Linked DNA regions of Mus musculus: region 2 is linked to region 1. A link is a loop called in an ENCODE intact Hi-C map of the cell type or tissue named here. Cell type or tissue: left cerebral cortex. All regions are shown on one strand. Links, peaks and the distances in the headings refer to the core of each region. The heading gives the core; the rest is flanking DNA. Region 1 holds the start of A430010J10Rik (a long non-coding RNA gene). Region 2 overlaps Gng12 (guanine nucleotide binding protein (G protein), gamma 12).

The links. A loop is a pair of places that touch in the nucleus more often than their neighbours do. Peaks named below come from ENCODE experiments on the same cell type or tissue, not always from the same donor. Only the 100,000 strongest peaks of a DNase experiment are listed, where the experiment ranks them.
Region 2: a loop joins it to region 1, with 6 times the contacts of the local background. A loop is called at or near these places in 41 of 42 quality-filtered maps.

What each region holds. Positions count from the first base shown.
Region 1 is chr6:67,151,903-67,166,937 of GRCm38, forward strand. It overlaps A430010J10Rik (a long non-coding RNA gene), which reads left to right and starts at 5,899. Exons shown (of 3, transcript XR_001785271.1): 1 at 5,899-6,398; 2 at 6,930-8,934; 3 at 11,942-13,206. In left cerebral cortex, for the core only: a CTCF peak has its summit at 7,070 (motif pointing left); a DNase peak (open chromatin) is centred at 7,069.
Region 2 is chr6:66,955,145-66,970,179 of GRCm38, forward strand. All of the region lies in intron 3 of Gng12 (guanine nucleotide binding protein (G protein), gamma 12), which reads left to right. Among named protein-coding and RNA genes, the nearest start is that of 4930597O21Rik, 38 kb to the left of the region's middle. In left cerebral cortex, for the core only: CTCF peaks have their summits at 7,517 (motif pointing right) and 8,706 (motif pointing left); DNase peaks (open chromatin) are centred at 6,140, 7,541 and 9,256.

The DNA of each region.
Region 1 (15,035 bases), core at 4,898-9,897:
ACACTCAGTGTGGTCCACATTCTCCTTCTGAAGTCTGTGGATCAAAATGTAGAACTCTTGGTTCCTTCAGCACTATGTCTGCCTGTACACTGCCATGTCCCGCCATCATGATAACAGACTAAACCTCTGGAACTATAAGCCAGCCCCAAGTAAATATTTTCCTTTATAAGAGTTGCTGTCAAAAAAAAAAAAAAAAAAAGAGTTGCTGAACTGGAGAAATGGCTCAGTGGTTAAGAGCACTGACTGCTCTTCCAGAGGTCCTGAGTTCAATTCCCAACAACCACATGGTGGCTCACAACCATCCATAATGAGATCTGACGCCCTCTTCTGGTGTGTCTGAAGACAGCTCCAGTGTACTTATATAAATAAAATAAATAAATAAATCTTAAAAAAAAAAAAAAAGAGTTGCCATGGTCATGGTGTCGCTTCACAACCAATAGAAACGCTAAGACAGAAAGCAAAGAACAGAAGACAAATCTGTTTAAAAAAAAAAAAATTGTCTAACTGAGCCAGGCGTGGTGGTGTATGCCTTTAATCTCAGCACTTGGAAGGCAGAGGTAGGCAAATCTCTGTGATTTCTAGGCCAGACTGGTCTACATAGTGAATTCCAGGAGAGCCAAAGCTACACGGTGAAACCATCTCAAAATGACAAAAACAAAAAACAAAAAAACGTTGCTGAACTGGCAGAACTTGGTAGTTGTTACATCATTGTAGGCTAAAGAGCCAGGGCTGCAAGAAAGAGGAGGCATTGATGATAATACCTCTCTAGTTTAAAAAAAAAAAAAAAAAGATAGTAAAGAGCTGCTGATTTCCTCATTTTAAACAGGTAGACTTTATAATGCATTGATGCAGATTGTGGTGACAAATCAGGGTCAGATGCATGGGTCTCTGAAATGGATGGTTGTACTGTGGAGAGGTGGTTTTAAAGCCACAGGGGTGGATGGGATCTAGGGAGAGACTACCGTGAAAAGAGAAAGTTGAGTGGATAAAGCCCAGGGTTCAGAAAGCTTCATCACACATGGACAGCTCTGAGAGAGTCTGGGTGTCACAGGAACCTACCATGGATTCTTCTCTGTGTGACTTGGAGCTTACTGGTTTAACAACGGAGGAAGGTCAGCCAAACACTTTGGCAACCTAATCTCTGGGCAAGGCTGGACCTGCACAGTCATATCCTGATTACCCTAAAACAAGTCAGCCCATGGTCTGGGTATGTTAGCTGCACTTGTAACCCCAGACCAGCCATCAGGAGGCAGGATGACTATAAGCTCATGGCCCACCTGGGATACACAGCAAGATAGATACTGTGTAGATGTGGTGGCTCAGTGGTTAAAAGCACTTGTTGTAGAGGAGTCACGTGATGGCTTACAGCTGTAACTACAGTTCCAAGAGATGCAATGCCCTCTTCTGGCCTCTGAGTGCACCAGGTATACCATATGTATAAACACTCATACACATTAAATTTACAAAATTTTTATTAAAAAGGCAACTTAAAAGAAGAATTTTATGAGAACTGGAAACTTCTCTTGGGGAAGACAATCCATAGGAAACTCCTGTCCTTGCCCTATTTGTGGCTTTGACATATTGTACATTTCTACAGGGCTGACTCAAATCCAACTCTTCAGCTATGAAAGGGGCCTTAAATGCTATCACTTTCAAGAAGAGATAACCTGGAGAGTCTAATTGTACCACTAAACCCAACTCACAACTTGCACATCATTGAAATCCACCCAGTCAAGTTTCATGGTCTCCATGAAACCAGCTCTGTGAATTTATTAAAAGCTATTTATCAACTTAATTGCAGAAAAACAAGGAGCCCTACTAACCAGATTAATGCAAAGATGAGACTCAGGCGCCTTTCCATATGTATCCCTAACCAAACGCTATAGGCACCCAGGATTCACAGGTGCTATGAGATTTCCTTAGAAGTGACAATCTTCAGGAAATACAATATAAAACCCTTATTGTTGTTGTTGTTGTAAATATACATATGTATACAAAAAGTACACACTTCTGTAGACATATACAATTTTTTAATAAGTGATAGAAATAATAGTGGAAGTGATATGTGAAATTGTTAAGTGTGCCCTCTAATTAATCTTTCTTTATACAACCTATCATACTGTATGTGTAAGTATGTTGATTCTGATAGGCACACACACACACACACACACACACACACACACACACATCTGTATGTTGTAAGGATTTGCCAAGAGTGATAATATTTTTTTTTCCTATCAAGAAAAAACTTGGCTCAGTTTGTAGTGCATTCACTGGGAGCCTTGGGATGAAGACAAATTTTCTAAAAAAGATCATCACTAAGTGAAGCTTAGGAAGTGGCCTGGGATTCCAACAGCTAGGAATGCAGAAGGGACAACCTTCCAGATGCAAGGGAACACTTAGTACAGAGGCTGGAAACAGCAGCAAGGGACTGGAGAGATACCAGGTTTTTGCTGCATCATCTGCTACATGTAGGAAAGTAATGAAAGGAGCAATGGAGAATCAAGCTGAATGGCCTTGAATAATGTCTAAAATGACTTGGAATTTATGTGTAGGAAGTCAGGGTAGGAAACCTCTGAGGATAATGAACAGGAGAACGATACAGGGAAAGTATGCCTTCAGAGGATGGCATAGGCTAGGGAGAAATTTGAAGTGAAAATCTGGAGATTGTAATATGGGACCAGGCCACAGTGATGTGCCAAATGAAATATACTATATAGCCTCATATTTAACAGTGTAAAGTGTGTGTGTGTGTGTGTGTTTGCGTTAAAGAGTCTTTAAGAAGTATACCAGGCTGTATGTATAGCTCATCACAATGGTAGCACTTAGCTGGCATACATTAGGCCCTAAATTCAATCCAGCAAGAAGAAACACGCCCCAATACAAACATTGACTGTTTATCGTTATATGGTTATTAGGATTATAGGTAGCTTTTATCCCCTAATCACTTTTGTGCATTTTCTGTTATTTTCTGCGATGAACATTTTCTTAGGCTAAAAGGATGGAAGTTTTTTTTTTCTTTCACCCCACCCCCACGCCCTGGCCAAACACTCTATCTCTGAGCTATTTTTTTTTTTTTTAAAGATTTATTTATTGTTATATGTAGGTACACTGTAGCTGTCTTCAGACACACCAGAAGAGGGCATCGGAGCATCGGATATCATTGCAGATGGTTGTGAGCCACCATGTGGTTGCTGGGATTTGAACTCAGGGCCTTTGGAAGAGCAGTCAGTGCTCTTACCCGCTGAGCCATCTCACCAGCCCCCGAGCTATTTTTTTTTAAAGATTCATTTATTTATTTATTCTATGTAAGTACACTGCAGCTGTCTTCAGACACTCCAGAAGAGGGAGTCAGATCTTGTTACGGATGGTTGTGAGTCACCATGTGGTTGCTGAGATTTGAACTCAGAACCTTTGGAAGAGCAGTCGGTGCTCTTAACCGCTGAGCCATCTCTCCAGCCCCTGAGCTATACTCTTAACCTCATAAATGTTTTTCTTAATAATAAATTTAAAAAAAAAAAGAGCATCAGCTAAGGCTGTGCCTTTGACTGTGAATTTTCCTTCATCAGTTGGGACTAGAAGCAATGGTACCTGGCCACTGGTCAAGGGAGACAGTCATCAGGAGAAGAACACAGCTTGGATCAACCTGGCACATGAGATCCATTTACTGTGCTTTGGTGAAGAGTGCTAGGAGCCACAACCACGAGTCTAAGCTTCCAATTGCACCTCTCAGGTAGAGGGCATTTGTTGCCAGGAGAATTCTCGGGATCATTGAGACATTTAATAATGTGCTTAACAGCAGTAAAAACCAAGACAAATTTATGTGATTACAGTACATTTGCTAAACTCAATAGGTCATTCTAGCTCACTGGTTATTGGCATAAGCTGAATCCAAGTCTCCATTCCACCCACTTCTTGCTTCCAATTCAGCCACAGAAAGTAATCTACTCCCTAACAGCATGCCAAGTGCTATGCTTGGTGTTGGAGCCCTGCAATGGTCAAGACCATTTCAACAGTTGGATCCCTCCACTTCATCTCCTAGAAGATATCTACCATTGCTTTTTCCTTCTTTCTAAGCTTTGAGTTTCTAGAGGATTAACTTCACAATAGCTTGGAATTGGAGTAGGAATCTCTATGGCTCCTGTCTATAGGACTAAGGCCAGCCCATCTAGCACAGAACACTTGTACTAGGCCATGGTGGATGGGTTAGCTACTTCTCTAGTTGCTGTGAGAAAATATTTGACAGAAACAACTTAAGAGAAGAAAGATTTGCTTTGCCAATGGTGTCAGAGGCTCAGTCTATCATAGCAAAGAGGAACAGTGGCTGGGACAGATATGTCCTGGGTGGAGGGATTGTAACAACAGGAAACAGAAAAAAAAAAAAAAACCAAAAAACCAGAAGCAGGGCAGACTATAATTGTCAAGCGCCTATGTTCAATGGTTAGGCCCCATATTAATTTGTCCCAGAACTTCCCAGAACCTGCTGGGGACCTGCTGGGGACCAAGTGCTCAAACATTGTGATACACATCAAACCAATGACTTTCACCTAGCAGGTAAACCAGGCTCTCTGTGGAGAGCGACTCTGGCTACCTCTGCCTCACCTGTTCCTAGATTTCCTTATTGGCCTTGCTCAAACAACTCTTTACCTAGAAGTTTCCAGGGATCTATCAGGTTCCCTGGTCTCTTCTTTTTGTATTTAAACTTCTGATCCTCCTGCCTCTACTCTGAAGTGTCGAGATTACAGATGTATGTCATCAAGCCCAAACAGTGTGGCAATTTTCGTTTTACACCTTCAATAGTAGTGTGCCTTGTAGCCACACAGAGGTCTAATGTTTGAGCTGGAGAAGCAATCAGCTTTTCAGTTTTTCTGTTAAGGGAACTTGATACTGTAGGTAAGAGCCACTAAAAGATGTAACAGAAGGAGGTAACATGACACAGTTCTTCTGAGAACTGCCTGGTCTCCTGTCAGTGAGAATAAGATAGCTCGCTAGCCAAATTGAACCAACTGGTTTGAGGGGGGGGGGCGCGTTGGTGGGAGTACAAGAATCCCAACTCTTCCTTTAAGGCATGGAGATCTTCAGTTTCCTGTGCAGTGGCCTAGGAGCATCGTGTCCAGAGACTAAATCTCTCTGAGATCTCAGGACCTCTGCATTCTGTTCTCATTCTCAAGAGTAGATATGTCTCTGTTGGTTTTCTCTGCCTAAAACTCGTCCCTCAGGCAACCAGACAAACCAAGAGCACAGGTTGTGTGTTCATTGGATGACAGACTGGACAAAAGCTGTCAGGGAGAAAGCGAATCCTCTAAGAGAGACCAATATCTCCTCCAGGGCAAGGGAACACAGAAGCCAAGGTATGACCCGAAAGCCAGCTGATTTGTTTGTGGTGAGAGAATCAGCTTCGACACTGCTAAAAGTTCATACTGGCCAGACCAACGTGTTCTCGCCCTGTTGAAAAGTCCATTCCTACAAAGCCAAATTATTCAAAGGAGACTTGGTGAACAAGTGTTAAATGAAATGTGTTCCCCAGCTTAGTTGTCAATGGAGTTCTCAACCGTTACAGGGATTGCCTTGCCAAAGGACTTCATCATTCAGGTCTGCTGGCCAAGTGTCCTTCTCACCAGAAGACTGATATAAGGCCAGTCCTTGAAGTCTATCATGCTTTTAAGTTTTCATGGCTGGCCAATTTCCTTCTCTCATAATGTTAAACCATTTCCCCCAAGTCACCAAGGATTCATTTAATCCCTTATTGTCACAGACAAACTCAAAGTCATCTACTTAAGAACACATTTAAATACAATTGCCTAGTTTTTAAACAAAAACTTATCCCAACCACTATATATACATACATATACCATATACATATACCATATATATATATATATGCACATATATATATATGTATATACACGTAAAGATATTTCTTATTTACATGTGCTACATGTGTGTTGTTGGCTGCAGAGGGTAGAAGGTGTTAGATTCCCTAGAGCTGGAGTTACTAGAAGTTATGAGCTGCCCCACACAGATGCTGGGAATTCAACTCAGGTCTCTGTAAAAGCAGCAAGTGCCCCTAACCACTGAGCCATCCCTCCACACACAAAACAAAACAAGTCTCGCTATTTAGGTCACTGTATAGGCTGACCTCAAACTTGAGATCCTTCTGCCATTGCTTCCTGGATGCCAGGACTATGATGTACACTGTCACAACAACCCACCTATTATCAGTTGATTTACAAGTTCGTCAAGGTTGCTGGATAACATTTTCTAATGGCTTGCAATGGGAGAAAACAACCTTTTAAATAAGGAGCTTAATTCTCCCCAGGAATCCTGAGTATGGAAACTCTTCCTCCATCTGAGAAGGGAGTAATCTGAAGGGATTAACCTAGTGCCTGGGAAATTGGGTGAGTACATGGGACACAGGAAGAAAAGGGCAGACATTGGAAGGTCTTGGTAGCTTCCAGCCATGGCAGAGTGCTGTTAGGTATAGGTAGCAGAAAGCACTCTACTAGAACACGGAAAACACATCCTTGGTGTGACGTGATGCTGAGTCCCCAGCCCATCTTCGGCACAGATACTCTTCCCCAACGCTCACCTTTGAACTAAATAACGATATTCGTATCTTCTTGGAGGGCAGAATAACAATGCATGAAATCATAGTCCTTTACAAAATGTTCTTGCTTATCCACCCCATTCAGTCGGGCGTCTTAACAGTGGCGGGACTGACTAGTAATCATTTTTTTTTTCTCTCAAACTGTCATAAACATACCAAAACATTGACCTTCATGTGTCTACGTCTGAGATTAACTGCAATAATGAGAAGAGGGAATATAGCAGTGAGACATTAAGAGGAAAGGTGACCCAGTGCGGCTGGTGCTTGTTGAAGCTGGACAGCTGACACAAGGGGTTCACTACGTTGTTTGCTGTACTTTTAGGTCTTCCGGGGTGGAGCTGTGTATTCCTCTGAGCCCTTGTTGTGACATAGAGTGAATAGGGTGAGGAGGAGCCATTCAGCAACTTGGTCTAGCAGGAAGCTCTCCTTCATGACCTGATGGTATCAAGCGCCCCCATGTGGCAAATGTCTAAATCGTCTCTGCCGGCAATAAATGTGAGCAATTGTCTGATCTCTGTGTCGGTGTGGGCGGGGCTGTTGGGGCTGATGAAATCTAGGGCTTTGTGTATAGTAGACAACCGCTACACTTTATCCCCCGTCCTAACTTGTAATTTAAGAAACGTCTTGATTTTGTTTTGTTTTGTTTTTAAACATTTGTCTATAGATCAGCCTTGGTTATTATGTTTCTGACACACTGCTTCAAATCTGCGGCATCATTTCAACTTCCATAACACTTGACTGCTAATTTGTGATTATCTGCTTATTAATCTGATAAATTCTTCTTCCCTTCTCGTCTCTTTTTCAAATGGACTAGAAGGAAGGAGGAAGAGAGGGAAAGAGAACAGAAAAGAAAGGAGGAAAGAGAGAATTAGACTCTTCTCCCTTCCCCTACCCCAATGTTCATGCTATGTCATATGTGGATTAGCAAGAACCATTGTCTCATCTTCTGCCATTGTTAAGTAATTAGCATGTCCGTGCCATTAGACCCTGTTGGAAACTAACTTCTGCCACTTGAGCTTGTCATTTTACTTCCCAGAATATTTCCCCTTTATCTGTAGCATAAGAGTGGCAACACTAACCTGGCCTCTGCAGGGTCACAGTAGGGTCATGCTAAATGGTATTGGAGAAAGCCCATAGACTCCCACAAAGCCCCGTGTTGGGGGAGCATGGTGCTGGAAACACTGTTACAGCAGCTGGCCTCCCTCCTGACCCAACTGCCTGCAAAGGTAACTGAAGTCCACTTAAAAGAGAAGGGCTTTACGATTCTCCTAGTTAGCTGACCTATTTATGAGCGCAAAGCCCAGCAAAGATGGTCTTTTCTTATAGTTTTATTTCAAAAAGGGAGACAATAATCTCCTCTCCAACATGGGTGCAGACAACAGTGCTTGAATTTGCTAAGGCAGATAAGGAACAGGGCATTGAAAATACATCACAAGGCGATACAAGATAATAGAAAAAAGTAAAAGTAAAACCTTCAGGTTTTCAAGTGCCACACAGGAGTCTCAGGTAATGTCATGGGAGTATCCCCAGCTTTTACAGAAAAGGGAGTGGGCAGGTTTTTCTGGTTCACAACTTTCTTTTTTTTTCCCCCTTGCTCATTGTGATGGTTGGTCTTAACTGTCAACATGAGAAGATTTACAATAAGTTTGGAGATCAGGCATTAGGTGTGAAAGGACTCACCCTACACGTGGGCAGCACCATTCCAGGGACTGGGACCCTAGACTGAGTAAAAAGGAGTAACTGAGCCAAGTTCCCGTACTCTCTGCTTCCTGAATCCAGACATGGTGAGCCAGCTGCCTCAGGCTCCTGCCACCATGTCTTCCTGGCTGTGAGCCAAGTTATAAGCCCTCCCTCCTGTAAGTAACAAGAAAAAAATAAGTAGTATGCTCATCAATAATAGCTCACTTTCTTTGGGGTTGGGGGTATAGAGGGGGTCTCTCTAGGTAGCTGAGTCTAGCCCAGAATTCTAATCCTCCTGCATCAGCTTTCTGAGTGTTAGGGTTATAGTTGTACACCACCGCACCCAGTCTTCCAGTAGATTTCTTTAAGAGTGGAATCTTAAAATGAAAGTGGGAAGGAAATGCCTTTAGCCAGGGGATTTCTCATTCTGTGCCTTAAGCTCAGACAATATCTGGACGCTGGTAAGAAGCTAGGACCCAGGAGAAAACATGCGCCCTGTGCACAACTTTCTCACAGATATGTCTGCTCACTAGAATGTGCACTTCTTGGACACGAGTCACACTCCCCAGACCAGGATAAGGCCTGCTTGTGTTTGCTGAGATAATAAATGAGTGGACAAAGAAGCTGGAGATGAGACTCTCACAGAGGTAATCCATTACTTAGTCCTGACTGGGTCCCTTCTTGTTTTCCTAGCAAATTCCCACATTCATCCTTCTGGTTCCAAAGTGGGCTCTATTGTATGTTGCATTTTGTTGGTTTTTTTGTTTATTTGTTTGTTTGTTGTTGTTTAATTTTATCATTATTTTAAAAATGAACACTCTGCCCTAGTGAGATGGCAAGGCCAAGTCGGAACATGATTTTTTTTTTTTTTTTTTTTTTTTTTGATAATTGGATCTTCAAGTTCACCCTTGCTGTCTGTATTTTGCACAGTGTTCAAAGGGAAACAGAGCCATCTTGGGCACGGCCAGGAGTTCCTGCAGAGCAGGGGGTTAGTTGAGTATCTTTTCTAGTAGGATCTGGAGCTATAGTCTATAACCACTATCTTCAAAAAAAAAAAAAATCACATTAAGGGGGAAGAGGGAGGGAGAGAGACAGAGAGAGATATCACTGTTTTGGAGAAATACAAAGAAATAAAGTGGAATAAAAAAAACTAAAAAAAAAAAAATCACATTAAGTAAAACAAAGAGAATAGAGAAACTTACTGTCCACTTAGGACTGGGTTTATGGCCAAGTTGTTTGAGCTGAATTAAATGTCACTGCTGTGGGAGTTAAGGATGCAGAGTCGGTGCTCTCTGCATTGGGTTTAAAGGTAAGAGATTGAGGGCATTTTCAAACACAAAGGCAGGAGTTTTACAAGTGCCTGTAATCCCAGCACTTGGGAGATAGAAGTCAGATCGGGAATTCAAGGATACATAGGCTACATGAAGTTCCTTCTCAAAAAACAAACAGGAAGAGAGATGCACAGAGGAGCTAAGACGCTTATCTGAGACACACAGTAAGTGGTGCCTCTGGAATCAGAACGTGCACTGGCCTGTCCTGCTTACTCAGTAACATTCTGTTCCAGGTTTGATTGGGTAAGGCACTTGAGCCCTACTTATCCCTGAGTAACAGCGTGACTCTCAACATCACCTTGCAGCACCCACTGTCTGTGGAAACACTTGTATCAGAGCCTGGAGTCAGCAGGACCTGCATAATCTTTTTGCCCACATGTTCGTGGCGTGCCGACTCTGAGTCCTCTGTTACTATGAATATGAAAGCAACATCAAGCAGTACAGTGCAGCTCTCAGTGGCGTTGGGAGAGCTTTAATTAAATGACCATACAGGCGGCGTTGCTTAGGCAGCAGAACCAGACAGGGCCACTTTGTTGACCTACGCCAAACACACATGCAATAGCTCAACTTTACAATTGAAAGTCCTCAAGAGAGGAATAATTATTCCTAGCAGCATATTTAAAAGAAAGGGCCTGACAAATAGACATTGAAATACCAGTCGAACAATAAGTTTAGGCATCTGCGTACTCATGGATAGTACTGATCCAAGGTCCTTTTCTACTCTACCCCAGGACACCTCAAGCACCATCCACATATACATACAAAACAATACTTGCATAAAATGCATATTCACAGACATACATGCACATGACCACACAAGTGTGTGCTTGGTATACTTACAAACAGACGCACAGACACATATGAACATGTGTAAACAAAACATACCTACTCGTGCATATACACACATGACCACACTTGAATTCATTAGTAAACACTTGTGAACATACATACTTCCCCCCCACACATGTACACACACACATGCACACAGGCATACACACACGTGCACCCACCAAAGCAAATTAACACACAGTCATGCATATCTTCACATATGTGCATGCACATGCCCACAACAGCACATATATACATACATATATGTGTGTGTGTGTACATCCACTTGCTTATATAACTGCACTCATACCCATACCTTCAAACACACATGTGTATTCATACAGTCATGTATTTACATGTATATGTGTATGCATACATATTTGCATGTACATACTGTACACATGTAGGCACATGCACATATGCATGCATGTGCGTTAGTAGACACTCATGCACATACTTGTACACATCACATTGGGTTCTAAAGTTGACAAAGCTCAGTGGAGATCTGAGGTGGGAACTGGAAACCTGAACACTGCTACACCCGCTCTCCCTGGCTCACTGCTACACCCACTCTCCCTGGCTCACTGCTACACCCACTCTCCCTGGCTCACTGCTACACCCACTCTCCCTGGCTCACTGCTACACCTACTCTCCCTGGCTCACTGCTACACCCGTGCTCCCTGGTTCACTGCTACACCTGCTTTCCCTGGCTCGCTGCCAGCCTAGCACTCAGCCTTATGGGATTTAGATCCTGAATTACCCCCTTTTTGGAAAAAAAAAAGAAGTCACTTCAGGCAAAGAAAAGTGACAGAAATGACTGTTTCCATGTAAAACCAAACCACTGTAGTCAGGGATGCTCACTTCACTAGCTGAGAGGGCTATGCTGGGCCTAGCTACCTAACACACAGGGCAATTTACCTTGGGGATATAAGTGACAGAACACAGCTTCCAGGACTGAAGCCACTCTGTGCAAGTAACAGTGCAGATTAGACCCACAATCCGAGAGCCTAAAGTCAGAAATGTCTGAAATCCCAACAGGATGCAATTAGTGGAAATTTCACATCTGACCCTATGTGACAGTCTCAATGCAATGCAAGTACATTCAAGGTGTTGTATAAGGTATACATGAGGCATAAATAAAAGGTATTTTCAGTTTTTGTTCCATCCCATCACCACATAGTGCATATATGTATATATATATATGTGTGTGTGTGTGTGTATCTATATATATAATTTAAATTTGTATATATATTTTATTTGAATGTGTATGAAGTATATGTGTACACACACAAATATAGTAAGATTTCTAAATTTAAAAAGAATGAAATCTGAAACACTCCTGGACTTAAACATTTCAGACAAGGGACACTCAACCCATGACTCCCTCTAGTGTTTCATGGGCCAGGCACCATTCTACATGAATGCTATATATTCCTGTCATGGTACAACAACCCCATGAGGTAAATTCTAGTGTTTCCTTATCCTGCACATGTAGGGGAAAGTTACAGAGAAGACAGCTGACTGACTCATCCAGATCACACAGCTACTGCTATCATCCTGGAGCTGGAACCACGATTGGCACACTTGCGCTCTGATGTCCCTATTCTTCCCACCTGATGGGAACTCTAAGTCTGCAAAGGAGCAAGTTCACTTTATATTGTGCATATTGTGCTTCCAGTACTGTGAATGCTTAATACATGTGCATTAGTTACTTTTTATTTTTTATTGTCTTACAAAATATCTGACGGAAACAACCTCAAAGGGGGAGGTTTTGTTTTGACTCATGGTTTTCAAAGAGGTGTTAGTCCACCATAGATAAGAAGTCTTGTAGCAGGAGTATGTGATAGAGGCTTCCCACTTCGGCTTGACAAAGTACCACAGGCTGAGCCAGCAGTGAGTATAACCTCCAAAGGCCCCAGTGAAAAGGATCCATGGCCTTCAAAATTGTACCATAAGCTGGAATCTGAGTGCTCTAACCATGAGCCCATGGGGGACATTTCAGATTAAAACCATAATGACACGATGGACATGGGAGGAGAGAGGAAGGACAGAAGAAAGAGAGAAGAGGAGCTTCAGAATCAGCCACATGCACACTGATCCTATGGAAATGATGGCCAAGACCCGCGAGACAGACCGCTGCTTTCCAACAGAGAGAAGAGCTCACAGAATGTTCTGTGGCAACTGTTTCTGTGGCCTGAGATTTTCTACTAGCCCCTCAGAAGGAGAAAGATCCTTGTCACTAGGGGCTCAAGGTCCAATCCTCCCACCCAGAGACTGTGCACCATTTTAGTAGCAGCTTAAAGGAACAATTTTAGGTTCAGAGCAGAGTTGGTAGAAATGGTCCTTCCACTGGGTCATTTCCCAATTATGTAGTATTTTTCAATGTTTGTATGGAAATATTTACACCTAGTTATTGAAGACTATGCTGAAAGCCAGACCGAGATGTGCAGAGGTCATGAACGCAGCTGACCAGTTCTTCCTCCGGGCTTCAGAATATCTATGATGCCTAATTAACTTAAGCACCGTGTTTCTCTGGCTCTCCTACTGCAGCAGGGTTTGCCACTATGCAAGGGCCTTGTTAGTCCTTCCCACTTTAGTATGATTGACAAAACATGAGGCCTGAAAAGTCAGATTACCTGTGATAGCATTAACGCTTTATCACTTACTTGTGACATTTGGCAAGTTACCCAACCTCTCCAAGCCTGTTTTCTTATTTCTTAAATAGAAAATAATTTTTAAAAAGATCTTTTCAAGAGGAAACTTTCCGGGCAGTGGTGGCGCACGCTTTTAAACCCAGCACTTGGGAGGCAGAGGCAGGTGGATTTCTGAGTTCGAGGCCAGCCTGGTCTACAGAATGAGTTCCAGGACAGCCAGGGCAGCACAACGAAACCCTGTCTTGAAAATAAAAAAAAAAAAAAAAAAAAAAAAAAAAAAAGGAACCTCCTCCAGTCACTGAGCAAAGGTCTTTTGGGCTGGTGTATGAAGCAGGAAGTTACCTGAGCATAGGATTCCTGAGGAAAAGGAGAAGGATGGGGGAAAAGAAAGCTTCAACATGCTTTGTTTCAGGCCATCTTGATGAAGGAGCGGTCTGTGTAAACATTTTACACAGTTCCTGCTCAACCCTACAGGGGCAACTTTTTTTCCCTATTTGCATTAACTCCCCAAGGTGAAATCCTCCTGCCTTTGCTTCACAACTTTCCCTTTTTATTTAGTGTCAAAAGTTCTGGCGGTCTGGTGGAGTTATAAATCATTGCCAATGTCAAGGTGAAAAGGATGCTGAACAGTCATCAGTAGTTGAGAAGAACCTCAAGCCAGCATTTGGGAAGACTCAGCCAGACTTTGTGAATGATCTGAGTGACCTGAGAGGCTGGGGAAGGCACACAGAAGAGAGGAAAGAGAAAGGCAAGCACATGCAGGTTTTCAGCCTGGGAACCCAGTGCTCCTGGTAACATGATTCACTGTGGAAGGGGATGGAAGAAGAGGAAGTGATCTGAGAAGCAGGCAGAGTGTCACCAAAGGCACTCTTTGTTCTTAAGGCTGAGGAGGAGAGGCTGAGGAATGTCTTCATTCTCCATACTAGTCCTGAAAAAGCCTTTTGCCAAGAACCCTGGAATGTTCCCTGCTTGGACGATCCAAATTTCCTGCAGAGATGCACAAACCTAAGAGGTCTCAGCTGTTTTCCTTGTCCTTTCCAAGGGTCAAGCCAGCAGTTCTTGATCTCTCTTCAAACTAGACTCCAAGAATGACAAAAGGTGTATGTCTCCAGCACAGGATGGCTATGCTCACCTAATCGGTAATAGTTTCTAAGAAGCATCCAGGCGTAGTGTATAAGCCTTTATTTTTGTTTTGTTTCATTTTTAAAGGAAAGAGTGCACAGAATTCAATAGTGTAAGTGTAAAATCCAGTGTGAAGCTCCATCCATGGCTTCAGAATGGCTGTTCTAACTATATAGAAGTTCACTGAGGGGCTGGCGAAATGGCTCAGTGGGTAAGAGCACTGACTGCTTTCCAAAGGTCCTGACTGCTCTTCCAAAGATCCTGAGTTCAAATCCCAGCAACCACATGGTGGCTCACAACCACCCATAATGAGATCTGATGCCCTCTTCTGGTGCTTCTGAAGTCAGCTAGAGTGTACTTATGTATAGTAATAAATAAATCTTTGGGCCTGGGCGATCAGGGTTGACCGGAGCGAGCAGAGGTCCTAAAAATGCAATTCCCAACAACATGCAGTCTCACAACCATCTGTACAGCTACAGTGTACTCACATACATAACAAATCAATAAATAAATCTTTAAAAAATTAAAATAAAATAAAAAGAAGTTCATTGAGGTATATAGGCCTTGGAGCTGTTTCATTTTGGTGTATGTGTGTTGTTTGATTGTATTTTCAAGGTTCCTTTTAAATAATAAAGTTTATAAGAGAAGATGAGAGACCTTTTAGTGAAAATAGCAAATGTGTGCACTGTGGGACTGGTACCAGTAAGACTTGACTCATGTACCTTGGTATGTCAACACCACAGATGTTTACCTAAAAGTGTGTTTTGTACCACCACTGTGGGCCCTTTCAAATTTCATAAGATATGTATAGCC
Region 2 (15,035 bases), core at 4,525-9,524, 200 kb before region 1:
CACTCTCAGGCCTCCCGTGCATCTGTGGTTGACCAAAAGCTCTACCGAGGAGGCCTTAGAAAGGAGCCTTGGAAGCCGTGACCCAAGCCTTAGGAGAACCATCCAGCCTGCAAGACTGTACAGATACGTGCTGACGTGTACTCGATCTCTCTCGGCCTTAAGTGTCTCTTGCCTCTCTCTGCATAAAAGAGCTAAAGCACTTTGCTCATCAGTCTGAGTGAGATGTACTAAGCAGAAAAGGGATGGGGGGAAAACCCTTTGGGAAAATCAATGTGAGGGTGACTTTTCCAGTACAACACTGGCTCTCCTCGCCCCCTGGAGGAGGACTAGAGAATGACTGTCACAGACCATCCCAAGCATAGAATGTTCCTTCTGCATGCCTTGAGAGTATTATTAGAAGCTTAGAATTGGACACCCGTTTATAGTGGTAAAGAGTGAAATGGTTACGACGCCATTAAATTGACATTTCATATTTGTTAAGTACACAGTTGTCTTAGCCAAGGTTTCTATTCCTGCACAAACATGACCAAGAAGCAGTTGGGGAGGAAAGGGTTTATTCAGCTTACACTTTCCACATTGCTGTTGATCACCAAAGAATGTCAGGACTGGAACTCAAGCAGGTAAGGAAACAGGAGCTGATGCAGAGGCCATGGAGGGATGTTACTTACTGGCTTGCCTCTCCTGGCTTACTCAGCCTGATTTCTTATAGAACCCAAGACTACCAGCCTAGAGATGGTCCCACCCACAAGGGGCCCTCTCCACTTGATCACTAATTGAGAAAATGCCTTACAGCTGGATCTCGTGGAGGCATTTCCCCAACTGAAGTTCCTTTCCCTTTGATAACTCCAGTTTGTGTCAAGTTGACACATAAAACCAGCCAGTACAATAGTGAACAGTTAGGACAACCTACCACTGCTGTGGTTCACATCAAATTATCACTAGTGTTGTGCATCGTCTCCCTCTTTAAGACTTTACCAAGGAGGCTGTAAAGATGGCTCAGTGATTAGGAGCATACACTGCTCTTCATGGGACCTTAGTTCAGTTCCTACTGTCCATACCAGGTGGCCCATACCTGCCGGGAACTATAGCTCCAAGGGATCCAACCTTTGGCCTTAGCAGGTATCTGCACTCACGAACAATTTAAAAAATAAAACAAACATTAAAAAGAATTTGTCAAGGATAAAAAGGTGATCAATCAGAAAACAGGAACTTTCAACTGTGAACTGAATACATATATCTAGAGTCTTGAAAACAAAATCAGTTTACTTTAAGTTGTTGGTATTACTACTAGCAAATGCCGAGGGGGAGGGGGAGGGCAGATTCTAGTTACAATTAAATTAAGGAGTAATCTTACCACAGCTCTACTTTCTGTGTATTCAAAGAAGAATTCAAAATAAGCCAGTGTTGCAGAGGCCTGTAATCTCATCATTTAAAGAGATGGGACAGTGCCATGGCCCAGTTGTTCAGCGTTGATTGTGTGCTTTATAAATGGAGAGCATCTGTAGGAAAAGTCTCACCCATTATCCTTGTTCGACTGCAGTACTTCCATCCCCCAAGTGACAGACACAGTGGTGCTGTTTAGTGATAGCTTTAGTGTTTGCTTTTTCCATAACCTCCTCTCTCCAGAACCTTGGGTGCACATCAGCGCCTGAGGACATACATGCACTGCTGAGATCTTGTAGTATTCATATGTCGGGGCAGGTGCTTCTCTGTGACTGTTTTTCCTTAAAAGAAAATGGACATGTTGTAAGTTATTGTTAGCTTTTAAAACACTTGGCAGAGGCATTAATAACTATTGAGGAAGTTCTTAAATATTTTGTCTTTAGTATTTCGCTTTTATATAGGCAAAAGATGAGAGTATCATCAACTTTTTTTTTTTTTTTTGCCTCAGGCTTCTAGAGACCCCAACAGGCTTCATCCAGAACAAGTTGATGGGCTGTGTTTCACCCAAGACAAATTCTTAGGGAACCCCTCTCTTTTCTTTCATCTTCTTCCTCTAAGGACATCTAGAGGTGACAGTGGGTCCTGGGAAGCTAGAATTTCTGGTGAACTAGATGGGTCCCTAGAACTGGCTGATCTCCGTTTTCAACACCCATCTTCACCCTGACCTTCCTTGCCACTCCTGTCATGGAAGGAGCACATGCACATGTCCACACAGCCATCAGTATCTTTCTCTCTTTTTAGATGTCTGTCCCCACTAGTAAAGCCACCATTAGGAATCTGCCATTAATACTGCAGTGCTTTGTATAAAATGGTATGTGCCTGCATAATAATGTACATATATGTACATTATTGACTTTTGAGACAAGTCTTGATATATATCTCAAATTGGCTTGACCTCAAAATGCTCATGCTTTGACTTCCCAAATACTAGGGTTATAGATGTGTGTCAACACACCTGGCCCTCTCCTGTGTAGATTGCTTTTACTGTCAGATACAATGCAAGTCCTATATAAATGCTGTTATGCTGTGTTGTTGAGGGAATAGTGACACCCCCCCCCAATCCTGTACATGTGCAATACAAACATGACTTCCTACCCTCTCCCCCGGAATATTTTTGCTATACAGTTAATTAAATCCACAGTTGTAGCATGCGTGGATACAAAGGCCTGTTGTGATGTAAGATGAAACTGGCCATGCCTCGGAGGCCCCACCCTCTTGCCTCTGGGCTCCCAGTTCCAGCCTTACCTGCTTATTTGCCTTTCTTGAAGAACCAGGCTTTTCCTTGCTGGTTTAGAGTACTCCTCCCATATATTCAGAAATTCTCACCTGTGTATTTCATACTGTCCACCCTGTTCTGTATTAGTTCTTTTGTGTCCTTATTGAAGCACTTTATCCAATTCCTAGAACACTTGTTCAGAGTAGACACTCAGTAAATATGAACTGACTAACTGAACAAGAGAACAAACAGATGTGTTCGGGGTCATGAGAGGACAGGACTTTTTATAGTCATACTTTAAGTTAAAAGGCCATTAAAACAGCAGTGCTCCAGGCATGGTAGCACACGCCTGTAGTTCCAGCACTTGGGAGGCAGAGGCAGGCAGATGTCTGCGAGTTTGAGGCCAGTCTGGTCTACATAGGGAGTTAAGGACAGAATATCATGTCAATATTCAGGGCTAGGAAGGCTAAGACAGAATTCCTTGCTGCGTGCAGATAGAAAATATTTTTAAAACTTAGTAGGATAAAATAACCTAGTAAGTTCAAGGCCAGTCTAAGCTAAAAATCTTAAAATAAGTACTAACAATAACAAAATATTCAACAACCTTTAATTTGTTAAGGAAAGATATTGTTAGAGAAAAGCCAGTAGATAAGTATTTAACAGGGATTCAATTTAGAATTATAGAAAAATTATAACATACTCCCAGAATTTTACAAGGAAATGTTTATCCAAATATCGTTTCGCCTGTCCTTTAAAGTGATGCATAATTGTGTCTGTAGTACCACTGCCAAAGTTACATACTTGTGCCTTATAAGAAAGAGGAAGCTAGCAGTTTCAAATTGTGGAACATTCTACTCTTAACAAATACCCAAATTGTCAAATACAAAGAAGGACTCAGGAGATACCCTTTCTGTGACAGCTTGAATGAGAAGGGCTCCTATAGTCTTATGTATTTGAATATTTGTTTCCCAGTTGGTAGACTATTCAGGAAGGGTTAGATCAGGAGATAAGACCTTGTTGGAGATGTATCACTGGAGCTGGGCTTTGAGGTTCAAAAGCCTCCCTTTCTTCTCCTCCACCTGATCCTCCCTCCCTCCCTCCATCCCTGACTTCTCCTCTCTCTCTCTCCCTCTCTCTCTCTCCCTCTCTCTCTCTCCCCCTCTCTCTCTCTCTCTCTCTCTGCCTGCAGCATGCAGATCACATGTGAACTCAGAGCCACTGCTCTATCACTTTGCCTGTCTGCTGTTGCCACACTTCCCTTCTTAATAATGAAGTAACTCTCTGAAACTATAAGTAGCCCCAGGTTAAATGCTTTACTTTGTATGTTGCCTTGGTCATGGTATCTCTTCTCAGCAATAAAATATCAACTAAGATATTTGTGTTAAGCCGGGCATGGTGGCGCACGCCTTTAATCCTAGCACTTGGGAGGCAGAGGCAGGCGGATTTCTGAGTTCGAGGCCAGCCTGGTCTACAAAGTGAGCTCCAGGACATCCAGGGCTATACAGAGAAATCCTGTCGAGAGAGAGAGAGAGAGAGAGAGAGAGAGAGAGAGAGAGAGAGAGAGAGAGAGAGAACACTGAAAATAGTGTATACGTTTAGATTTTCTTAATTACTATAATAGACATTTGTAGGACAGTTGCCAAAATCTGAATAAGGATGTTGGTTAGACCTACCCTCATTTCCTGAGTTGACTAACTATAATATAGTTATATAAGAGAAGCCCTTAGTAATAGGAAATACATGTCTATGTATTTGTGTGTCTGCCTGCTTGGGTATCTGTCTTTCTTCCATCCTTTAGAAGGAGATTGGGATTAAAGTAAGTACAGTAAGATGTTGAAGTTGGAAGGATTTGACTAAGTAAAAGGCACTTGTGCTCGTGTCAGTGGTGACTGTGTGGTCCTGCTCCTCAAGAGTCAAGGAGAAAGGACCACTTTAATTGAGCAGCATAAGGAGACTTGTGCCTCAAAGAAGCACCACAGTGGGTTGTTCATAAAAGTTGTATTACAAAGAATCCCACATAGAGATGCTTTTGCTGAAGTGACACAGGAAAGATTAGAAGGAATTGTAATTTTTGAGACAGGGTTTTGCTAAGATAAAAGCAAAGAGTTGGAGACAGAGCTTTGTAAAATGCTTGCCTGGTATGCATAAGGCCCTAGGTTTGGGCTGCAGCAAGGCAAGAATAAGGCTGTGTGTCACACACACACACACACACACACACACACACAATCAGAGTGATCTGTGGTCTTTGCTTCTCTATCACTATATTCTACTAAATGGAGAGATGTATAAGCTAACTATATACATATATAGGTGTATACAAAAAAATCCTGTACACATGTGTTGAAACAGAGCTATGGAACCCAGGCTAACCACAAAGGGTGACCTTGAACTTCTGGTCCCTCTGTTCCTGCTTCTTAGGTGCTAGGATTGCAGGACCTGGAGCTTTGTACACGCTGGAGAAGCACGCTTAACAAATGAGCTGTAGACCTCTGGCCCTTTAAAATAATAGTTCGAGAGAATTCCCATATCGGGTAGGAATGAACCGAGATGACTTTATAAGCATCTCTGGCTCTGGAATTCCTCACTTTCTTTTCAATTCTTTGGGCATAGCAGCCTCTATGAGCCAGATAACGTAGCAGTGTCCTTTCTAAAGATGTTTATAGTACATAGGTCAAGTTAGATAAGTCAGAGACTGGCTTCCCGGCTAGCCAGGAATGTAGGAATCCTGTGACTGCAGCAGTTCCTACATCAGGGACTTGGGTTTGGGTAGGAATGGCAGGCAGAGTTACGGAGATGCTTTCGTCTCTTAGAACTGGATGTTACGTGTGAGCTTCCACACAGAGCAGACTGACAGAGCACAGCTTTCTTTACCATGGTCTTCTCTTGTGCCATGTGGAGGCCCTGGTTGGAGGGGTCAGTCTTACAAGAGTTACAGGTCTTATTGAACTTAGATTGTGCAAAACCTACTTTTGTAAAGGTTCTTAAACATTTCAACTTCTCTTCCAGCCCACAAACCAGAAAGAGGTAGGGAAAAAGAAAGGCTAATGGGAAACAGCATTTGTGGACCTGTTTAGAAGTAGTTCCTTGGGGCAATTCTAATCTTCGTTGTCAGGATATCATCAGTCCCGTCCAAAACACTAAACACAAATCAGTAGCAGTGGCTCAATCCAGAAGAGACGGAGAGGCTCTGACCATCGGCATGAGTCCATGGAAGCGGCAAGAACCAGCCGGAATACCATGAGAAGTTCTGTGGTGTGTTTCTCTCTGCAAAGTCACAACACACAAAGATCAGCAGAGACCAGCAAAGTGCAAGGCATACTAATGCAAGAGCAGCAGCAAAGACCAGCGAAGCACTGCAGAGAACCAGTGCGAGAGCATCCTCTCTCGGTAGGGTTGTATTTATATTCTTTCTAAGCAGCAGGCACCCTCTCAAACATCTGCTCCAGCAGAACACCACATGCCCTCTCACAAGACAGCTTCCAGAAAAACACCACATGTGTGTTCTCAACAAAACAGCCTCTCCTGTGTCTGCCTCAGCAAAACATCCTCTCACAAGACAGCTTCCAGAAAAGCAGCAGGTGACACAACTTAGCCTCCAAAGCAACCAGAAACTTCCTCTTCGGTCTTGTCCACTCTCCTGTCCAGATAAAGGAAGGGGCAGTGGCTGCTGGTCCTGACTGGACCCTGTGCTTTTTTATTTATGGCATTACTGTAGAGTTTTCCTGCTTGTCCTACCAAGGAAAGCACGTGCTGTGTATGTAGATGAGGGAGATGGTGTGAAGGTAGCATAGTGGAGAGTTGCCTAATCTCTGATGTAGTCAGGTGAGTTGGTTGAGTGTTTTACTCATTTGAAATCATTAATAAAACCAAGAGGCCATGTTGTCTGGCTTTTCAGGTTCCAGAGTTTCTCCAAAGAAGTATTCTTAAGCACTGAGCGCTGGCTGCATTCCCCCAGACAGCACCTTATCTTCGAACCACTTGGAGGTTCATTTTTCCATTTCCTATCATGAGAGTCTTAGGACTCTAGTATATTTTTCCCCTCTGCTATGAAGCTAAATCAAATATACACAAATCCTGGGTAAGATTAGAATATTCTTTCTCTCTTCCAACCCTTCTCATAAATACCTCATTTGAAAGCTGCCTTCTGACTCCTAGGATTGTATGAGCTAATGTAATGTGAAGGCCTCACACAAAATGAACAATCAGTAGTAAACACACGCTTTGGAAAAAATAGGGGAAAATCATTAAAAGTATGTTAGTATCTAGCCCAATAACCTAAAAAGGCACAAGGTTTATTACCTCAAACCACATTCTGTCAATTTTAAAGCAAGACTAATGATAGCCACTCTCCAATGTAGGCCTTTTCCATGGTAAGCAAGTGTACAGCAGGCTCCTGGTAGTGTCTGGCAGCAGAGTCATCTCTATGTATGGGTAAATGTGCAAGTGGGTTTGGGTGTGGAGGCCACAGTACAGCGTTGAGTGATAATTCTCAGATGACTGGCCTGGAACTTGCCAACTAAGCTAACCTGGCTGTCCAGTGAGCCTCAGGGGTCAGCCTGTCTGTCTCCATCTCCCAGCTTTAGGATTACAACTGTGTATCACAGAACACAGTTATTTATGTGTGGTTGCTGGGGGCATCTCAGGTTCTCAAGCTTACCAGGCAAGCCATTTAATGAACAAGTCCTTGGTACACGCAAGCTAGCATGCTATTTTATAACACTGCGAATGCATGCGCTTGCTTACTGCCAGGAGATCTAAGTTTTCTACATTTCCTGCAGTTGTTTTTCACTTTAGGCATGTTGTTACATTTCTCTGCGTCTTGAATGAGAGAAGGAGCCACATGCTGGCCTCTTGACCAGCCACTAGGTGTCATCAATGGTCAACTAATAGAGAAAGTTTTTTTTGCACAGTGTGCAAGCCTGTGTAATTCTCTTTAGAAGCTGGTTGTCTCTGGATGAGGTGGCTGGCTTGCCTTGAAGAGAGGCAGGGAGTTTCTTCAAGCATTTGCATATGTGGACTTTCCAGATAAATGTGATTTAGAGTCCAAGATTCTACTTGTGCTAATACAGGGGAACCTCACAGGTCTCTTGGCAGCAAATGTAAGTCCTGTGGTCAGGTCTTTGCCAGGTGATAACAGGAACTGTACACAGTTCAGCAGTAATATGGGTTTCTCCTGGAGCCACATGCGGTAAAACAGAGCTGTTCTATTACCTGCCAAGTGCCAGGGTCCAAAGGCTTCTTCTTGCCTTGTTCTTGTTTCACAAAGCCAGCTTTTCAAATAGCCCCTCAGATAGTAATGTGGTGCCATCCCAACAGAGGACAAAGGGCAATCTAAAGTGTCAGAATAGATATCACAGATACTTGGGGGGGGGGGGGTCACTCTGGAGCATAATTAGCACCCAGCAGTATTTTGTAGATAATTGGAACTCGGAGTGAAGGAAGGTTAATGTCTTTGGTAAAACCATTCAAGGACAGGATTTTTTTTTTTTTTTTTTTTTTTTTTTGCATGAGCTATTGTTTGTGTCTGGGTGTCTGATTTCTTTTAAAATCTATGAATAAAACCTACTAGTACTTATTGTAAACTTAATATTTAGAAGGTAATATGCTGATTGCTGCACATGAATTTTTTCTGCCTAGTGCTCACAAAACATCCCTTTGATGTGGATATAATTATCATGTTCATTTTACAGATAATGAAACAGAGGCATAGAAAGATTGTAATAGGTCCTATACTTCCTGCAAGTCAACTGTGATTCTAAGACTTAAACTGCAATGTTCCTAACAACTCAAATATATGTTCTATCACTATCATCATTTTAAGATTAGGAAACCCAGGCACAGGGTGGTCTTGGCAGGGTCAGGAAGGAATGGTTCAGAACAGAAATCCGCAGTTAATTCCAAAGTACTTTTTTAAAAAGTTTGCCGGGCTGGTGAGATGGCTTAGTGGGTAAGAGCACCCAACTGCTCTTCTGAAGGTCCAGAGTTCAAATCCCAGCAACCACATGGTGGCTCACAACCATCTATAAGGAGATCTGGCGCCCTCTTCTGGAGTGTCTGAAGACAGCTAAAGTGTACTTACATATAATAAATAAATAAACAAATAAACAAACAAACAAATAAATAAATAAAAAGAGTTTTTTTTAAAACAAGAACATCTCTTTAAAAAAAAGTTTGCTACATTGTATTTTATATGCAGTAAATACTTGGTAAATGTTTATGACCAGCATAGTTAAGGACCTATAATTCATCAATGCAGACAAGAAGAAACCATACAGGTCTACTACCCCTTCCACCCAAAATTGTACTTCTGCCTGCTGCCTTTAGAATTCTGGGCCACAAATGCCATTCCCTGTGGTAGTCTCCACTCTTCAGTTTTTGCTAGAAATTGCATGTCTTTCAAGTAGAACATCAGGGAACAGCATCCTTGGGAGAATCTTGGCTCATTTTATTTTATTTAATTTCTGACATAGATATTTCCTGGACTTGTTTCTTCTTGCATAGTAGTGTCCTGAATAGTCTGTGTAGCCTCAGAAAGCCATGGCTGGAGGTTGCCGTAGTAACAGTCTAGCCCTCTGTATTGCACCATCTGTGTCTACTGTCACATGCACAAAGCACTTTCCAGCCGGGTGTGAGCATGCTCCACACTCCTGATACCAGCCCAATGCCTGGGGAGGGTTCATTAAGAGTCATTGCCCAGATCACCAAGGCCGGGGCTTGGTGCTGCCGTGGCCTGAGGAGGGAGCAGGGCTCAGCTTATCATTCTCCAGACTCACTGGTTTTCTTTCTACTATGCTGCCATATTAGGTAGTCTAAGGGAAGTTGGAGTAAAAACCTCATCAGACTCTTGGATCAGCGCACCAGGCTTGTTTCTGTAGCCACTTGCTCCTCGTAGCATGCTTGCTTTCAGCAAACAGCTCTCAAATGTCTCTCAGATCTCAGCATTCCTTCAGTGTCTTGGGACCCCTGACGCTACCCTCTCAAGAAAAGCACAAGCTTTCTTTTGGAACCTTTCTCTCTAAATACAAGGACATTTTCCACTGACCAGAATCAGTCAGAGGAAGTAGTGGGGAAGGTGTGGAGGAATGTCTCCATGGAAACAGCCGAGGTGGACCGCATTCCCTTTCTCATTGACTCATCAGCCATACTGATCATTGCCTTCTAGCTACACGGGCCATTATTTATCTATCCAGTGCACAGGTAGAATCGGGCTCTTTGTCCTGTAGTCAGAGAGCTAGGAGCCATGGGAACGGAAGGAAGAGATTGGGAGGCCAGATGAGAGCTGGACTTCTCTGGATGTTTTCCTTTCTATCTGCAACAAGAGTGCCTGTCTCTCAAAAGGACACACTTAGGAAGATCATAATGTTTTATGGAGGAAAGAGCCTATTTCCTGTCTAAACTGGGCTGCCCAGGCCCTGTCCAGCTATCTGTGTCTGAGGCAGATCAAAACCCATACAAGATACACCGCCTAAAAAACTCTGGTCCAGAGAATTGTTAAAAGGGGCAGACTACTCCTACAATCTGTTTGGTCTCAGAGATTACAGGTCTGACCACTTGATGAGGCCTGTGAGCAGAGTAAAAGAGGCATGGCCACTTGAGCTGCGTCATACAGGAGTCAGCAGCTGTGCTGGGACCAGATCCATCCCCATGGGAAAGGGTGGCTGAAGAGGAAGGAAGGCCTCATGTCACACATGTATACATACGAAGTTCAGCAGGAGCCTCTTTAAAAGTATCGGCCTTCCATCCTCCATTCCAACAAGAGTTTTTCAGACAAAAAGGAAAATTTAAAACTACTGTATTCTACCACGTTACCCCTAACTCACTTGCCCCTGCTTTTCCATCGGAAAACTGGAGCTGTCCAAAGCCATCACCTTTACGCAGCAGCCAGGCATTGAGGCCGTGCATCTTTTGTTGTTGACCTGTTCCAGCTTAAGAAGCTCCTGCTGCTCTCTAGTGAATGGCTGTGGGGACTCCTGTCTGCCCCACAGCAGACCTGCATCTCACCACAGTTCAGGCGTGTCACTTACGTTCCCCACACAGCCAGGACGGGCTTCTTGTCAAGTACACCCTCTTTACTATTACTTTGCTTGCCTCTCTTTGGGTGAACTGTCCTTTTATGTTCTGGTGCAATGCAGATGATCCTGTGGCAAGCTTTCTCAGTACACATCTGACCTTATGACCCATACTATGTCCTCCAGCTTCTTAGAAAGCATCTGCCACACTGGTGTGTGTGTGTGTGTGTGTGTGTGTGTGTGTGTGTGTATGCACAAGCACATGTGTAAAGGTATCCACAAGGGTCAGAAGAGAGCCTCAGCTGTCCTGGAGCTGGAGTTCAGGCATTTGTGAGCTGTCTGGTATGGATACCGAGTGGGACCAGAACTCCAGTCTCCTAGAAGAGCAGCAAACAGTCTTAGCTCTGAACCATCCCTGCAGCCCTATCTCCACGCTGTTTTGAAGTTGCTTTTCATTGTCCTCAGCCCTTAGCCTTTAAGCCCATTGAGGTCAGTGGGTTTGTCATAGTACCAGACCATGGTGCAAACAGGACTAGCAGGCAGTGCACATCCAACTTCTGCTTCATTGTACAGTGCTCAGCTCTACTTGTTCTATTTAAAGCTTCATCATCGCAGTATAGAGCCTCTCCTGTAAACAAACAGAAACTTTTTTCTAGTGAGGGCCTAGGACCAGGATATATTTAGCACAGCTAGTTGAAGACTGCTATTCATTGTTAAAGTCCTAGAACATTATAAAACTCCTAAGCGCCCTTGACTCATCAGAGGCAAATTAGATTATTCATTTAGCAAACATTCTGAGTGTACCCTTTGCACAACAGTGTGCTCAGTGTGATGGAATATGTCAGGGTAGGCTGACAGGGTTTGCTCCTAGGATGGATCATGGGGCTTTTATATTTTCTTCCTATATTGAACATTAGCAGATAGAGTGAGCCTAAAGAAGGCTGGCCTTCAGGGTAAAGTCACATTTCATATAAGACTGAACAGTGGAGGTGGGCTCTTCACTCAGATTCGGGGTAAGATAGACCACCAACCTTCTTATGCTTCACAGAAAGGCTGCAACCTTTCCGACCAGTGCCAACACAGAAAAGAACTGCTTGTTGACATACCTCTCCTTTAAGATGAGGTTACCTCTTGAAGCCCACGAGTCAATTTCTCCTCGTGTTTCCCTGGAGAGAATTAGGACACACATCCTTCCTGAACTTATCTCTGACACTTATGTGATCTACCCCAGTCTAGACTTATTGTAGTCACATGAAGAGGGAACTTACGAGGACAGCAGACCGGGGAGGGGGAGTAACAATCAAGATTACTCAAGAGACCACACCACCGTAGAAATCCAGAGAATTGGGGCATGTGCCCTGTTTCCCTGCAGGAAATACAGATAGAGTGGTCAGCAAGGCTTTCTGGAAAAAGTGATGTCTAAACTGTGGAAACGTGGGGAGAGACATTTTCTTTTCAGAAAGATCACTCTAGTAGCAAGAAGTAAATGAGAAGACTGCAGAGAAGATGTAGAGAGAGGAGCCTGGAGGTAGCAGAGGGGTGCAGGAAAAGTGGGGTGGAGTCGGGGCATTTGCCCACACATCGGTGCTATTCCCTGAACTGGAGATCGTAGCAATAGGTTGATTCTGCAGTTGGGCTAAAATGGTGAGCAAAGGTGCAACTAGTACTCTCTCTGTGGGAGGCTGGTGGATGGGTGGTCAGAAGAAGCCCAGGTAATCAGAGATAGACACATAGGGCCCTGAGTTGTGCCAAGAGGCCACACACAGTCCTTTTAAGAATGTGAACAGAGACAATGGTGAAGAGATGGGGGGAGGAGATACTGAGAGCAGGCAAACAGATCATACCTCTCCAGGTCCAGGCAGGGACAGCAAGGTCTCTGTGATAGTAAAGTGAACTGCACAAAGGAGACCTGAGTACAAGGATTCCCACCAGAGTGACAGCACTTGTCCTGAGTTTAGCAGACTTAAATCTTGGCAGTGTGCTTACATACACTGTTACTTAGTGCTGGCCTCTATGAGTGTAGGCATTCTTGCATTAACAAGCTTTGCAACAGACCAGGTAGGAACTGTTCAAGGGAGTCAGGGCATTTCTGAATGTAGCTCCTTGTCCCTTGTCTCAGGCCAATGCTTTGTTTACTAGAGACCTCTGCAGAGAGCCTTCATCCATCACTGACCAAGCATTTCCTGAAGTATAGTCTAGTACAGAAGACAGGGACAGGCAGAAATACAGCTGCAGAGCACCAAGTCACAAATCCGAGGGGCTGGGGGGAGAGCTGCTGTGGCTCTGGCCTCTGATCTAGCTGGCCTGCCTAGTACTTTCTGTTGACGTAATAACTCTAGTGGCCACTAGATCATCTGCTCACTGTAGAGCATGAATCAGAACTACTAAACAACAAGAGCTTCCCTTATGGCCACTGTGTCTCCAGGACCATTTCGAGTACTGATTGTGACAAATGAAGAAGGTGTTCTTGCTTTCCTAGAGCTAAGTAGGGAAGAAGGTCACAGGAACAGAGTTCTGTAGGACAGTGAAGCCAGTGCAGTGCTAGGACTGCAGGAAGCAGAGAAGCTCTGGGCTCCATCCCCCACTTCTCAGGGAATGCTGCTGGAAGCCGTGCTGGACATCTAATTCCAGCTGCCTTTGTCTCTCTGGGATCCTTCTAAGGTCATGGGGATGAATGATGTCATTTGGTGTCTAACAGCTTCTAGCACATAATGAGTTTCTGGAAATGATGGCAGATAGCTCACATTGTAGCCTAGACAAGTGGAGGGGTTTTGTGTGGTGGACTAAGATTATTACTGGGAAAATGGTGCCTCAGTCGCTTGTCAACTGTGAAATTATATGAGATATGCTACAACAGGACTAGCTCCTGCTTCTCAATGAATATTCTGTCCACACTTGATGAGGTTGTGTTTGTCATGCATCTCTAATTGACCTGGCATCTCTCTTAATGCTGAGGGAAGATGTACTTCTCGCAGAACATGGGTTCTGAGCCACTGAAAGCTTTTTGTCCAGTGAGAAAGTATGTAGACTTCCTCCAACTGTGTGCGTGGATGAGTTCATTCATGTGTATGAATGTGAGTGTACACTTACATAGCACACATGTGCGGGTGAGTTGGTCCTCACCTTCTACCTTCTGAGATGGCCTTTGCCGCTCACTTGTTGGTACACAGACTAGCTGAGCCAGGAGGTTCCAGGGTTCTCTTCTCAGCCAAGCATAGAACACTGGGATCACAGACCATGCTACTGCTCCTTACTTTTACTTGGGTTCTAGGGCTTTGAGCTTGGCTCTTCCTGCATGCATACACACTAAGAAAATAGAACCACTAAGATGAGAATTCTGCAGAAGTTAATGTTGCTGTTAACAAATGATTATTAAGGTAGATTTAAAGACATAAATATATTCTGTAGTCTGGAGAATAAAATAAGCCCTTTGCTCTGTATTGTACACAGCCTTCTAAGAAGTGGTTCCCAGGGACTAGGATCACAGGTGATTACATCTGTACTCCTTTTGATATCATGATTTAGTTATTTGAGTACTGCCAGTTTGATGGGAGACCTGAGATAGATGATGGTGCTCAGTAAGCCAGCAGATGAATATGTAAGGGCACTCTGAGAACTGAGTGGCCCTGGAAACCTAAACCCCAGCTGTTTCCATGGAGAAATATGCCCCATAAGGACCTTCTTTGAAATCAACTTTTGAACTCCTGCTGATTTATTAGTTGGGGGCTAATGATATAAAGCCATCACCTACTGATGTGTAAAATTCTCAGCATTAACCCATCATCAAGAGTTTATTGAGTGAGTGCTGGGTGGATTACACTGATAGGCGTAGCAGAGAGGAACAAAGGACAGAAAGAAGCGTGTCTGCCCTCCAGGAGTCTACACCTAGTTGAAGAGGGAAGAACTGACTATAAAGCAACTTCTATGGTGCCTGAGCCAAAACACAGGAGTCTGCAAGCAGCAGCAGGGAAGGGGATGTGAAGCCAGTGTGGTTAATCGGGAAAATGCAGTGTTCCACCCTGGAGCATGTTCTCTATTCATTTATAATCCCCAGAGGCACCAAAGGCTACTCATTCTTCCTGGAGAGCCTTGTGGGTGAACCCCTGGCTGTAGTGTTCCTGGTATGGGCAACTTGAAACCACACAGGAGTGGCTCAAACCTTCTCTGTCTTTTTCCCTGTATTTCCTTCAGCTGCTTTTGCCTCCATCTTGGCCATCTTTTTCTCCCTTTTTTTCCATCCATCCATCCATCCATCTATCTATCTATCTATCTATCTATCTATCTATCTATCTATCTGCTTTTAGTAGTGTTTTCTGTTGTCGTGTTTGGTGTGGGGTTATTTTGGAGCAGGCTAGGTTGCAGGCACA